Linked DNA regions of Homo sapiens: region 1 is linked to region 2. A link is a contact called in ENCODE Hi-C data. All regions are on one chromosome and are shown on one strand. The core of a region is the stretch at or near the end of the contact, and the rest is flanking DNA. Distances in the headings are between cores, read along the strand shown.

Region 1 (6,272 bases), core at 829-3,328, 690 kb before region 2:
ACAGCTGTGTGGTGACAGACTTGAGCATTCCGTCCCGGCTGCGAGGAACAACCAGACTCCTGGAGAACCGCAGCTTTTCCCGTGGGTTCGTCCTTATATGCCTGGAAAAGAATGAGGCGCTTTCTTCTACCCAAGAAAAGCCCTTGAAACCTGGCCGAGGATCTGACTCTGGCGCCTGCTCTCTCTCGCCTTGGTGGGGCTCACGGCAGCGCACGTTGGCTCCAGGCTGGAGGAAGGGGGGCGTTGCTGTCACCCAGCTCCGCACTCGCTCTTGCAGCCTCCCAGCCTACTACAGAGCTGCTGAAGTTCCAGAATGGGCCCCTGTTGTCCTTGGGGTACAGTCTGCACCTTTAATGCGAAACCCAGCAGAGGCAGCACCAAGAGTCAAGTCTGCCTTTCCCGTCCTCCTGTCCCCAACACCTGGCGCCGCCAACTCCCGACAAAGCGACTCCTGGTGCTTGGTGATCTGCCCTCTTTCGGGGATTCTACCTTATCTTTCTTCCACTCTCTAACACTACCCTTCTTTTGCTTTCTTTTTTACACAAAAATTAGCAAAGTCCTCCCCTCTTTTTCCCCTTCTCCAAGTTGGAGGATTCATCCAGTCATCAGGGAACACAGGAAAGGTTCTAGCTCAAGGACCCTTTGCCCCGGGAGGCAGGAGCTTGGTAGAACTGGAAGTTGGAGAACAGTGAGGTAGACACAACCAGAGTCTGGAACAGGGGCCCTTTCTTTCCCAGACGAGTTTCCCCTCGCTTTTCTGGACCAGCCAGCCGGGGTCAGCCTCCCAGGCCACCCTACATCGCGCGCTCCCCAGGGACCTCCTGCCCATCCCTCCATCCTCTCTCTCGCGTCCCAAGTCTAGGCTGCTCCCGCCCAGGTGACAGCCCCTCCTGTCCCGCTGCCTCCCGTGAGTCCCTCCTACCGCCTCGTCTGGTCACTAGAATAGTTTTGAACCCTTGGGTTCTACACGGTTTCCCTCCCAAGCCAGGCAGCGCATCTCTCAAGAATAGGGAAAGGTCTCCATCAACTTTGCCGTCACGGAGCAGTGACCGCGGGCGGGCGCGGGGCACACACCTGCCTGCACGCGGGCGCGGGTCCCCGGGTAGGGGAGCACTTGCGGGGCGCGGGAGCCGCCCTCGGCCACGGCGAAGGCGCCCTAAACTACAGCCGGCAGGGACGCGCGGCGCTGGGAGGGCATCAGACGGGAATTTCGAATTGAGCTTGGGAAGCGGAGACCAGAAAATGGTGATTCTAAACACACGCGAGCGTCGCCACACACAGCAGTTCCACCCGAAAGGCGCACACTTTTGAGAACAGACCATCGTGGATAGCACCGCAAAGAAACCTCCTCCAAGGCACGTTCCTCGTTGGAACTGACAACCCCTTTCGTCTACTGACTTCCCCGCACGGTCGAAGACAGCCCGGTGCACTCGAGGATGGGGACTCAGGCGCTCCTGGAGTCCCCAGGTCCGTCTGCGGAGCCCCCCGGCAGGTGTGGGCCCCCACCTGGCCAAGCAACAAGCGGGCCATCCGCCTAAGGGCCGGGTCCCTCTCTGCCCTGTACCCGCACGGGTCACCTCTCCCTGCCCCCCCCCCAGGCAGCCAGCCGGGCCGAACGAGCGCCGGGGAAGGAGCAAGCCGAGCGAGCCACTCACCCCAAGCTTCCTGCTGCGGATTTTCACGTAGCCCTGCTTGACTATGTCGTTAAAGTTGGAGGCCATGGCCAGCGCGATCGGGCTCCTGCGCCCCGCGATCCGCTCTCCGGAGTCGAGAGCCGCCGTCCGCCGCCGGGTCTGCGCGGGTCTCGCATCCAGCCGGCCGCCGCCAGCAGCAGCGCCGCCGCCCGCTCTTCCCCGAGCTCCCGCCGGTGGGGACGCGGGGTCGCCTGCAGGGCCGCCGCGGACGGGGAACGGGGCCCGGCGCCGCGAGCCGCGCCAGCCCTCCGCGTTCTGGCGCTCACCTTCGCTCCCCGCCGCGAGCCCAGCGCCGCGGCCCGCGCCTCCGCCAGCTGCGGGAGCCCCCACCGCGCCGCCGCCCCCGGCAGCACCCACGGGCTGGCGCCTCGCTCGGCGGCGCACAGCTGGCCGGAGCGCACCACCGCGGCTCCCCGGCGCGGGGGGAGGGGGCGGGCCGGGGGGGGCGGGCTGATGCGCCGGCCCCGCTCCCTCCCCCTGGCCCGTGGGGTGGCTGGGCTCGGAGACGCTCGCAAGACGCGCTCCATCCCTCTCCGCGCGGGTGGGAGCGCCTCCGCCGCCGGGCGCCCCGAGGCCCGCTCCCCACCCGGCTCCCCGGTCCCTCAGCGCTCCCCGGGCGCGAGATTCCTAAGGACACGGCGCCTCATTCCCGGGCTCTAAATCTCCACTCGCAAGCTGTGCAGCGGGGAAAGGGCAGTGGGGACACTTCCAACGCGGAAGGCCAGCGGGAGCGAGACACTTATTTCATTGGCCTTGTTTACAGTACATTTTTATTCCCAAGCACTCGCGGCCGTTCCAGGTCTCTGCCCCGTTAGGAAGTGTAAATCGACGCCAGACCCTTCCTGGTGCACACAAAGAGACCAATCGTGCGCATGTGTCTAATCCTCCCGCAGCCTAGAGACAGGCAGGCGGGCGAGGCAGCCGGGCGCCGACGTCCTCTGCTGAAGGAGTGGAGAAGACCGACCGACCCGAGTGGTTGATTTATGCATGCGTTTTCGTTAACTAGGACTGAAAGTGGCTCCTGGCTCTTCTGGGAAAATGGAGAACGTGGTTGTTATCAATGGATACCAATGACTTCCTGAAATGCTCAACTTGTACAAACAAAAAATGAAAAACTTTCTCCCCTTAATGTAGAAACACATGGCATTTTAAAAGTAGGTTTTTCATTATTGTAAAGATGTTTTAATTTTTAGGATTATGTTTTTGTGAAAGATTCGAGGAAAAAGAGCGATGTTGAGTTTTGGCCGGAGGCAACATATGGATTTTTACTATAGGCTAGAACATTTAGTACTTACTTCTAAGGATGTTTCTAATTAGTAAAATGTATAAAGATTGACAATTTTTAAGGTGACTCCTGCAAGAGTTATATTTAGTAAAAGTTCAAAAGATGATGTTTGTTTATTACGGTGAGCAGTATTTTTCCAGGTTCTCATTTAAAATTTCCTACCCCATTTGAAACACAATAATAGAAAGAAAGGAAACTTACTTGAATGAGGTTGTGGGGGGAATGTAAAAACTTGAAGGACAAGGTAGCTCAGTCCAACCAGATGAGCATCCAAGGGAGATTTTTGTCTCATCCTTTGCAGAAATCTCCATCTAGAGCCCGTGTAAACCAATGGAAATTCTTACTTGCTTTAACAGCACACTATTCCTATTCATTCATTAATGTGGGCTAGCCTTTTTTTTTTTTTAAATAAAAAAACCTTCCACCGTGCAAAGTACCAGATGCTGGGGCAGATCAGATACTAAGGATAACATGGTAAAATCCTTTCCGCTGTCACTCTGGAATGGGCCCAAACTCTGACCTTCCCAGAAAATTTGCATAAACTCCCTGGAATGGGCTCAAGCTCTGACCTTCTCAGAAAATTTGCATAAACTCTCTGATAACTCCTTGTAATTCTTTCCTCTAAATACCTGGCACAGCTTGTCTATTCCACCCACTTCTTACTATTTCATACGCTGCATGGCCATTTTTTTTAGAAATGTAAAGACTGCTTTAGGTTTGTAAATGCTTTAAATAAGTGATTTCATTCAGCCCTCTTTGCAACCACATATGTTAAATGTGGTTGCCAGTTACTAGAGGAAATTGAGGCTCACAGACATTCAGTTGCAGAGCCACACGTTTCAAGATTGATTTGAGGTCTACAGTGATTTCTATGACCACTGACTCCTTCTCCTATTTATATAATCATCTGTTTCACAAGTCAATTATCAGTTCTTTGAAGTCAGGGATTAGTTTTGTCTCAGCAACAATCTTAGTGCTTACATAAGTAACAGGTGTGATCAATAATCGTAGCTTTTAATGATTATGTATGTGATCACTGTGCCTACATTCATGTTTATCAACGTCTTTGTAACACCCTAGCATGACTTCAATATTCTCATTTATCTTTTATTTTTAAATTTGTGATACAGCAATTTTTATGTATGTGTGTCCCTCTTTTTATGATCTTTATTTGCTTCTTGAAAGCAGTAGGTTATCTGTCATGTAAATTTTCCCAGTTCTGGATTTGGTTGCATAGCATCAATTAAATATGTTCACCCAAGTCCCATGTTTCCTACTAATGTGACTTAGAAACTTACCTGCATTCTCCTTTTTTTCAAAATAATTAATAAAAGATGCTGTGTATATTCTACTGAATCATACCAAAGGAACAAAATATCTAGCTGTCCAATTGATTAGAAGATTAAAGTGTTGTCAACACTCATCCATACATTATAAAATTATAAAATATAAATTATATGAAATTGTAGAATTATAAAATTCTCCACCAACCTTCCAACTAGTGGTTTTTGCAGCCACTGATGATCATTGCTTAGATACATTATTTCATTAGGGATTGCAAAGTTGTGATTTTCTAATTTATCTTTATTCTTGAGTTTATGAGTATATACCCTCTTCTAAAAAACAAACACATAAACAAAAGTTCTTTCCCTCACAAATTAGAGAATTCCCCTGAAATAGACACCCTATAAGAAAGGCAGGCTTGATTCTTAACCATTATTATCCATGTTTTAGAAATCTTGAATGGGTTCTAGCAAACTAAAAATGAATCCCTGCTCCCTTTGGAATATCATTTTCAAAAATGCAGTTTTGTATATTTGATGTATTTCAGGGCGTCACAGTCATTATTCTTTTTGGTGTCTGAACTACCCCATCTTAGGTGAGAAGGAGCTGCTTCCATAGACATTTTTGCATTTTGAACAGGTAACCATGAACTTTACTGGCCTGGCTGTGATCAATAACAAGGTATCCCATGCTTATCTAATACATTTCCAACTGCAGACCTGGAATTCATTATTTCATTTGGAACCTTCATTTGTTTTAATGAGAAATGAAATTCATTTCCCATAATTTGGTTGCTAGTGGTGTTTTTTTGCTACTAGTTTTATGCTTTTCAGTTATAAAGCAAGGAATCTTTTTTTTTAATTTCAGAAATATATATTAAAAGAAAAAATGCTCACTTTCAAAGGATATTTTCAATTCAAATTAATGTTGACATATTCCATATTTAAGGATCGCTTCTTTTCCTTTGAGATACTCACTATGCGAAATATTTACAAGTTTCCAAAGTCAGACATATCAAATAAGGCACGTTGAGAGATATAGCTCTCATTTCTTTCCCTTCCTCTCTTTGTAAGAAACAATTTTTATTAGTTTTTGGTTTGCCCTTTCACTGCTTTTTTTTTTTTTTTTTGACAATATAAGGAAAGACATATATGGGTACCTATTTTTGTCTTTCTTACAAAAAAAAAAAGAAAAGCATACTATTCAACATTTTATTACTCCAGTAGGCAGCCTCTAAATTGGGCCCTAAGACTTGATATCGGGCCCTGTGTAATTCCTCCTTCTTAGTGTGGGATGGACTTTCCCGCCCCACCCCCGCTCCGCCGCCAACTTCTAGTGAATACAGCAGAAGTGATGGAGTGTTCTTCCTGAATTAAGTTATAAAAAGACTGTGGCTTCTTATATGCTGAGTCACCTCTATTGGATTGCTTGCCCTGGAGAAGCCAGCTACCACAGTGTGAGCAATCCTATGGAGAGGCCCATGCAAATGAGCCTGGAGGGTGACCATCTGAGGCTTTCCAAAAGCCATGCGAGTAAACTCAGAAATACATCCGCCCAGTTGCTTTAGGTGGCCACACCCTGGCAGTCACTGAGAGAGCCTGAGCTAAAACCAGCCAGCTATGCTGCTACTAGTTGTTTTTCAACAAAGGAAACTTTAGTTATTTGTAAATTAATAACTAAAATAGACTTTGGTATGTGGAAGTAGGGTGTTGTCTTAACAACGACAACAACAAAAAAAACCCCTAAAATTTGAGAATGATTTTGGAATTTATGAGTGGCCTTGAGAAGAGTATTAGTAAAGGCTGAAAGTATCTTCAACATGCTGTTTGTAGCATTTTGTACTTTGAGGGCACTGAGTAAGCTCACACAACAAAGTGAAGAAAATGTGATTGAAAATTGGAAGGAGGAGTATACTGGTTATTCAGTGGCAGGAAATTTAGTAACAATGTTCCTTGCAGCTATGTGGAAACTAGAAAATATATGTAATAAACTCCCTGATCTAGATAAGA
Region 2 (5,928 bases), core at 2,481-4,980:
TAAATGAGACATGCAGGACAGAAACAACAGCATCACCTGGGAACTCTTGAGAAATGTAAATTGATGGGCCCCACTGGGTCAGATTCTCTAGGGACTGATCAGAATCTGCATTAAACCAAGCTCTCCAGGCAACTGATGCTTAAAATTTGAGAAGCACTGTTAAAACTATAATATCTATCCATTAAAAAACATAAATGTATGTAGCTTTATTTATTCTTATTTTTAAGCTTTTATTAGGGCCCAAACACAGAAAAGTACAGAAACCCGAAAGGTACAGCTCAACACATTTTCGCAATGTGAACGTATCATTGTAAGCAGCACCCAGATCAAGAAACCTGATGTTTACCTGTATCCCAACTTTTAACACGATTAATTTGCCTGCTTTTGAGCTTACGTAAATAAAATCATGTAGTACCTTTCTTTAGTTTCTGGCTTCTTCTGTTCAACATTTGGTTTAGGATTTGCACGTAGTTCTCCATACAAAAGTTCATTCATTCTCGTTGCTATATAGCACTTTACTATAGGATTACAGCACAATTTATCTTCTATTCTACTCTATTATACTATTAGACATTCGAGTTGTTTAGCTTTTCACAATTACAAACTGTCCTGCTATAGACAAGACATTCTTGTATATGACTTTTGGTGAGGACATGTGTCTTAGCCTGTTGGTGCTCTATAACAAAAAAATACAGACTTGGTAATTTATAAATAATAAAAATTTATTTCTTAAAGTTCTGGAGGCTGCACATAAAGGAGTCAGCAGGTGTGGTATCTGATAAGGGTTTGCTCTCTGCTTCCAGGATGGTACCTTCTTGTTGTGTTTTCACATGGCTTAAGGTTGAAGGAGAAAAGGGACTAAGATGATCCCTTCAATCTCTTTTATAAGGTCTCTAATCACATTCATGAGGATTCCACCTCATGACTAAATCATGCCCAAATGGCCCCACCTCTTAATGTTATCATACCGGCAATTAAGTTTCAACATATGAAATTTGGGTTACACATTTAGACTACAGCAATATGTATGCAAAATATACAAGGTATATATATACACAAATGTAGCTTATCTGAAAGTCTTTTAAAAAATGTTGTCAAAATAGTAGAATCTTTTAAATCTCAAAAAAAATTATCACCACTTGAGGTAGATAAGCAGAAAAAAACACTTAAATTTTTCACCACAGAATATGTTCCAGCATATGTAAATTTAGCATGTTCTCTGAACAAAAAAGCCTAAAAAGTTTATTGGTTTATTAAATCATTTTCAGATTAATGCATTATTTTGATCATTTTCTCATTGCCTAGATCAGTGATGTGCAACGGAAATGTAATGCAAACCAAGTATATAATTATAAATTTTCTAGTAGCTACACTGAAAAATAAAAACAGGTGAGATTAATTTTAATAATTTAATTAACTCAATACACCTAAGCTATAATCATCACAACATATTATCAGTAAAAAATATTGAGACATTTTACAGTTTTATACTTTCTCCCCAATCCAGTGATCCAGTGTATATTTTACATTTATAGTACATCTCATTACAACGTCTCTAATTTCATCAGAAATACTTAATTGGTATTTATTTTATAGAGACATGGTCTTGCTCTGTTGCCAGGCTGGAATGCAGTGGCAGGATCACACCTCGCTGCAACCTCAACTTCCCTGGCCCAACTTATCCTCCCACCTCAGCCTCTGGAGTAGCTGGGACCACAGGTGTGTGCCACCACATCTGGCTAATTTTTTTTTTTTTTTTTTGAAACAGAGTCTTGCTCTGTCGCCCAGGCTGGAGTGCAGTGGCGCGATTTCAACTCACTGCAAGCTCGGCCTCTTGGGTTCATGCATTCTCCTGCCTCAGCCTCCCAAGTAGCTGGGACCACAGGTGTCTGCCACCACGCCCAGCTAATTCTCTGTATTCTTAGTAGAGACGGGGTTTCACTGTGTTAGCCAGGATGGTCTCGATCTCTTGACCTCGTGATCCACCTGCCTCGGCCTCCCAAAGTGCTGGGATTACAGGTGTAAGCCACCGCGCCAGGCCACATCTGGCTAATTTTTTAATTTTTTGTACAGATGGGGTCTCACTGTGTTGACCAGGCTGGTCTCAGACGCCTCACCTCAAGCAATCCTCCTGCCTCAGCCTCCCAAAGTGCTGGGATAATAGGCATGAGCCACCCATGCCTGGGACTTGATCAGTATTTAGATTTCATAAAATTTACAGTTGAAAAAGTAGATTCACATACCTCAGTTGTTCCAACCACATTAAAAAAACTTTCCAATAGCTGAATCGAGTGTCAGTTTTTGAGTTTACTGAAATTAAAAAAAATAAATATTCAGTTATTTCATCACACTAGGCACATTTCAAAAGCTCAATAGCCACATGTGGTTAGTGGCTACACTACTGAAAAGCACAGATCTAGGTCAACTGGCTTTTGTTGTTGTCCACATGTGAACTTAAACTGTAACGCAAATATAAGAGGAAATTATTTCACTTTGCATGCTGTGGAAGACAGAAAACTTTGAAATACATGAGAATGAAAAAAAAAAATTGAATATGGGTCATTCAGAGACCTTGCCAAGAAAGTAGAAAAGCTTCTGTATAAGAGTATCGAGGCGATGGTACTATTATAAAGCTGTTCCACCACCACCGGGAGAACATTCCCATCATTTCAACAGTCCCCTTACGTTTTAGTCTACTTTTTTCTTAAAAAAAAAAGAAAAAAAGGAAAAGAGAAAGAAAAAGAAAAATTGAATCTGTAGAGGGCTTGCGCTGGATACCATGCTGCATGCACAAAGGGGGTGACATTTAGGGCTTGCTCTCAATTAGAGTGCAATTTAATCTTCTAGTCACTAGGAATAACGACGTTTTATGACATTTTTGCCTGTTGGAATTTTGAACCTAAGGTGAACCGGCTGACATCATATCCCCCTTCTGTTGTTGTCACAGGTTTTCAAAATTTGGTTTGATCTAAATTCTCTGGTACCTTATGTCCCATAAAAATTTCATCTAGTTCGTAAGTAGTGATTGCTGCAGTAACCGTCTTATAAAAGTATATGGTTTTTACAAATCATTGTCGTATAGAAGAAAAAACAGGTAGCAATATAAATATTTCATACTACTTTATCTAGTTCCAAAATAATCAGAAAAGAGCCATCAAAAAATATCCTACGCTTAACTTCATGTTCTCAAGTTTCAAGAGAAAGTTTTTAAAGAGGCAATCCTTACTTTGGCAAAAATGCATTAAAGCTTGCTGCATTTAAGAGATGTCCCATTATGCAAACAGGTTGAAAGAATATTACAAATACGTTTTGGAAAAATACGGAGTGTCGCGCAGCTCAGCAATCCGCAGTCTTAATGCGCGCCTCTTTCCAGGAATTTGATCCAGCATCAAAACCCACAGGTGCACTCACCACACGGGAGTAACAAGTAAATGATGTGCCAGTATTCAACCTGCAAGTGCGTCGTCAGAGCCTACCTCACCCTCAGCATAACTTTCACCGGTATTCACCTTCCCGGAAACGCGCCCCAGTGAACCAGCACCGTTTTCCCTAGTAAAGCCCTTAAGCAGGGTTCCCACGCTCCTGGGCGTGGAGGGGGGCACCGAGAGCGCAAAGGATTCTTAAGACATGACTGCGCAGGCGCTGTCGCATGCGCCGCACTCCCCTCGCATGCGCCGCACTCCCGCGCATAGCCGGAGACGGAGACTGGCCGGGTAGCCCCGCCCCCGTAGTTAGCGCGGTGCTTCTCTTCCGCTCCGGGTCGGCTCCGTTTCCCTTTCCGGGCGGGCAGGCGGCGGACCCCAGTGTCTTTATCCCTCTTTTGCACAGTCAGCTTCTGCAGCTCTCCCGGGCTAGCATGGCAGCGTGGAAGAGTTGGACGGCCCTGCGGCTCTGCGCCACAGGTAATGGGGGCTCAGCGGTCGGGACGCTGGCGGGCGCGTGGGACCTGGCCCCGCCGTGGGGCCGGGATTGGACCCGGGTCTGGGGCGAGGCCTGCGGGGTTCGTGGAGATGCCCACCCATTCCCGGCAGCGTCCTGCCGCCCCCGCCGCGCCACCCTGCCTGGCCCTGACGGAGCGGACACCTTGGGGTCCTTCCGCCGCCGCTGTGCCGGACCAATGCTGGACGTGGGAAGGGCGCGCTGCCTTGTGTTTGTGTTTTTCTCATTGTGGCAGAAGTTTCAATAAAGCTTACTCCTTTGATGGGCAAGAAGGATGCCGCCGTCCCAGCTTAACGACCAAATCTTGCCTTGGCTTTAGGTTCCGAGTCTTGTCACGTTTAAGGATTTTTACCACCAGTACTCAAGAGAGGGTGGTCGAGGACAGATCAGGGTCAGGCCGCCGGGATTGTGCGGTGTGAAAAGGACCTGAGTGTGTGTCAGCGGTTCTCAGCTGCCTCCCGTCAGCATGGAGTGCCCTCATTCTCACTGGGGTCCGCTCACTTAACAACCTTTTAGAGCCCACTCTGTGTCAGGCACTGCCGTGTAATAAGTATTAGAGTTGCAGCTCGACTTTCTTCCTACGTATCTATTTGAGGGGAAATATTTTGAATGGCATTTGGAGTTTTTACGGAAGAGGTAATTGCTACTAAAGCAAAAGAAATAAAGAAGAATGCTGTCTATTTGTATTCCAAAAAGATAGGATGGTTAAAAAGAGACGTAAGATGAGAGTGAAAATATGGAGGAAAAAGGAACTGTGTGTATTAGATTTATTGGCTTACCTAGAACTTGGCCGGTCACGATATGGTTGCATACAGACTAAATATTTATTAAATGGATGAACTACCTTTGCTTTTGCATCATTTGCACCCTGGGATGCATCAGTGATGAATTTTTTGGTAGGTTGTGAAAGGTCAAAAACACTTCAGAGATGACTAAGCTTATACGGTATGAGCCAAATAATCAGCATTTATTGTGTACATTTTGTCTTTTTTTTTCAGTTGTTGTACTTGATATGGTCGTCTGTAAAGGATTTGTAGAAGATTTAGATGAATCGTGAGTATACATATATATATTTAAAATATTATTTTAACTGTCCAACTCAGATATCTGAATATTTGCATGTGATTCTAATATTTTAGATTGGAACCAATTTTTATATATCACTCATTTTTTTCACTTGTTGTAAGTGAAGGTGAGGGTGTGCCCAGAAGAGTTTTATTAATAGTTATGAGATCAAAAAACTGTGGCAAACTTTTACATATTCTTTTTTTCCTCATTATCTTACCTTGTATTTATGTCTTTTTCCTTTAATTATATTGAATGGGTGTTAGAATTTGGTAACTGTACTGTATTTATCTTCATAGTATGACAGCATTAATCAGCCTTGCTTATAGTAAGTGAGGAGGTTCACTTCAGACCCAAATTCCTGTGTGTGATCTTTCAGGCTTGACCATAGACAATTGCAAGGCTTTTTCTGGCATAGGGGAAGGTGCCCTCCCTACACCAAACTTGGTGTATAACCGGTGCATTACAGTCCCTGGAGGGAGTGGTAGTCAAGGATTCGGCCTCCCAGGCCAGCCACGCTCATTTGCATGTCTACACTCCCAACCCAGTGGTCTCTGTTTAGCAGCCTCCTTATTGGGACCTCACCTGAGGCATTTCCTGAGCACTTCTGCTAAAACATCTTTATTGAGGGTGTCAGCGGAGGCACTTTTCTACTCTAGTCCTTTTCTCTCTCACCCCCCATAAAGAGACAGAAGACTTTTGTTCAGTGCTGTAGGAAATGAGATGAATTCTCCCATCTGTGTCTCATCCACCTGACTCACCTGGTGCTGTTTCATGGGGAGAGATGGAACACTGAGGAGCTGGTGCCTCTTTTTTTTTTTTTTTTTTTTAAACCTCTTGACTTGCACTGTCACAGTAAGTGAATAAAGCTGTGATTGTTAGTTTCAGTTTAGCTTGTTGTCCTGATTGACTACCTGGACACCT

What was found. Hi-C counts contacts between places; a loop is a spot of excess contacts on that map.
Region 1: a loop to region 2 is called in a map of chondrocyte, with 3 times the contacts of the local background. The contact joins the promoter of DOK6 here to the promoter of TMX3 in region 2. A Hi-C loop is called at or near these places in 1 of 168 maps with a recorded cell type or tissue (chondrocyte).

Annotation. Positions count from the first base shown.
Region 1 is chr18:69,396,694-69,402,965 of GRCh38, reverse strand. DOK6 (docking protein 6) reads right to left here and starts at 2,078. Exons shown (of 8, transcript NM_152721.6): 1 at 1,656-2,078. The coding sequence starts at 1,721.
Region 2 is chr18:68,712,910-68,718,837 of GRCh38, reverse strand. TMX3 (thioredoxin related transmembrane protein 3) reads left to right here and starts at 3,730. Exons shown (of 16, transcript NM_019022.5): 1 at 3,730-3,902; 2 at 4,938-4,992. The coding sequence starts at 3,857. It also overlaps a transcript of CCDC102B not described here. RefSeq lists an enhancer at 3,403-3,472 and silencers at 3,673-3,802, 3,983-4,082.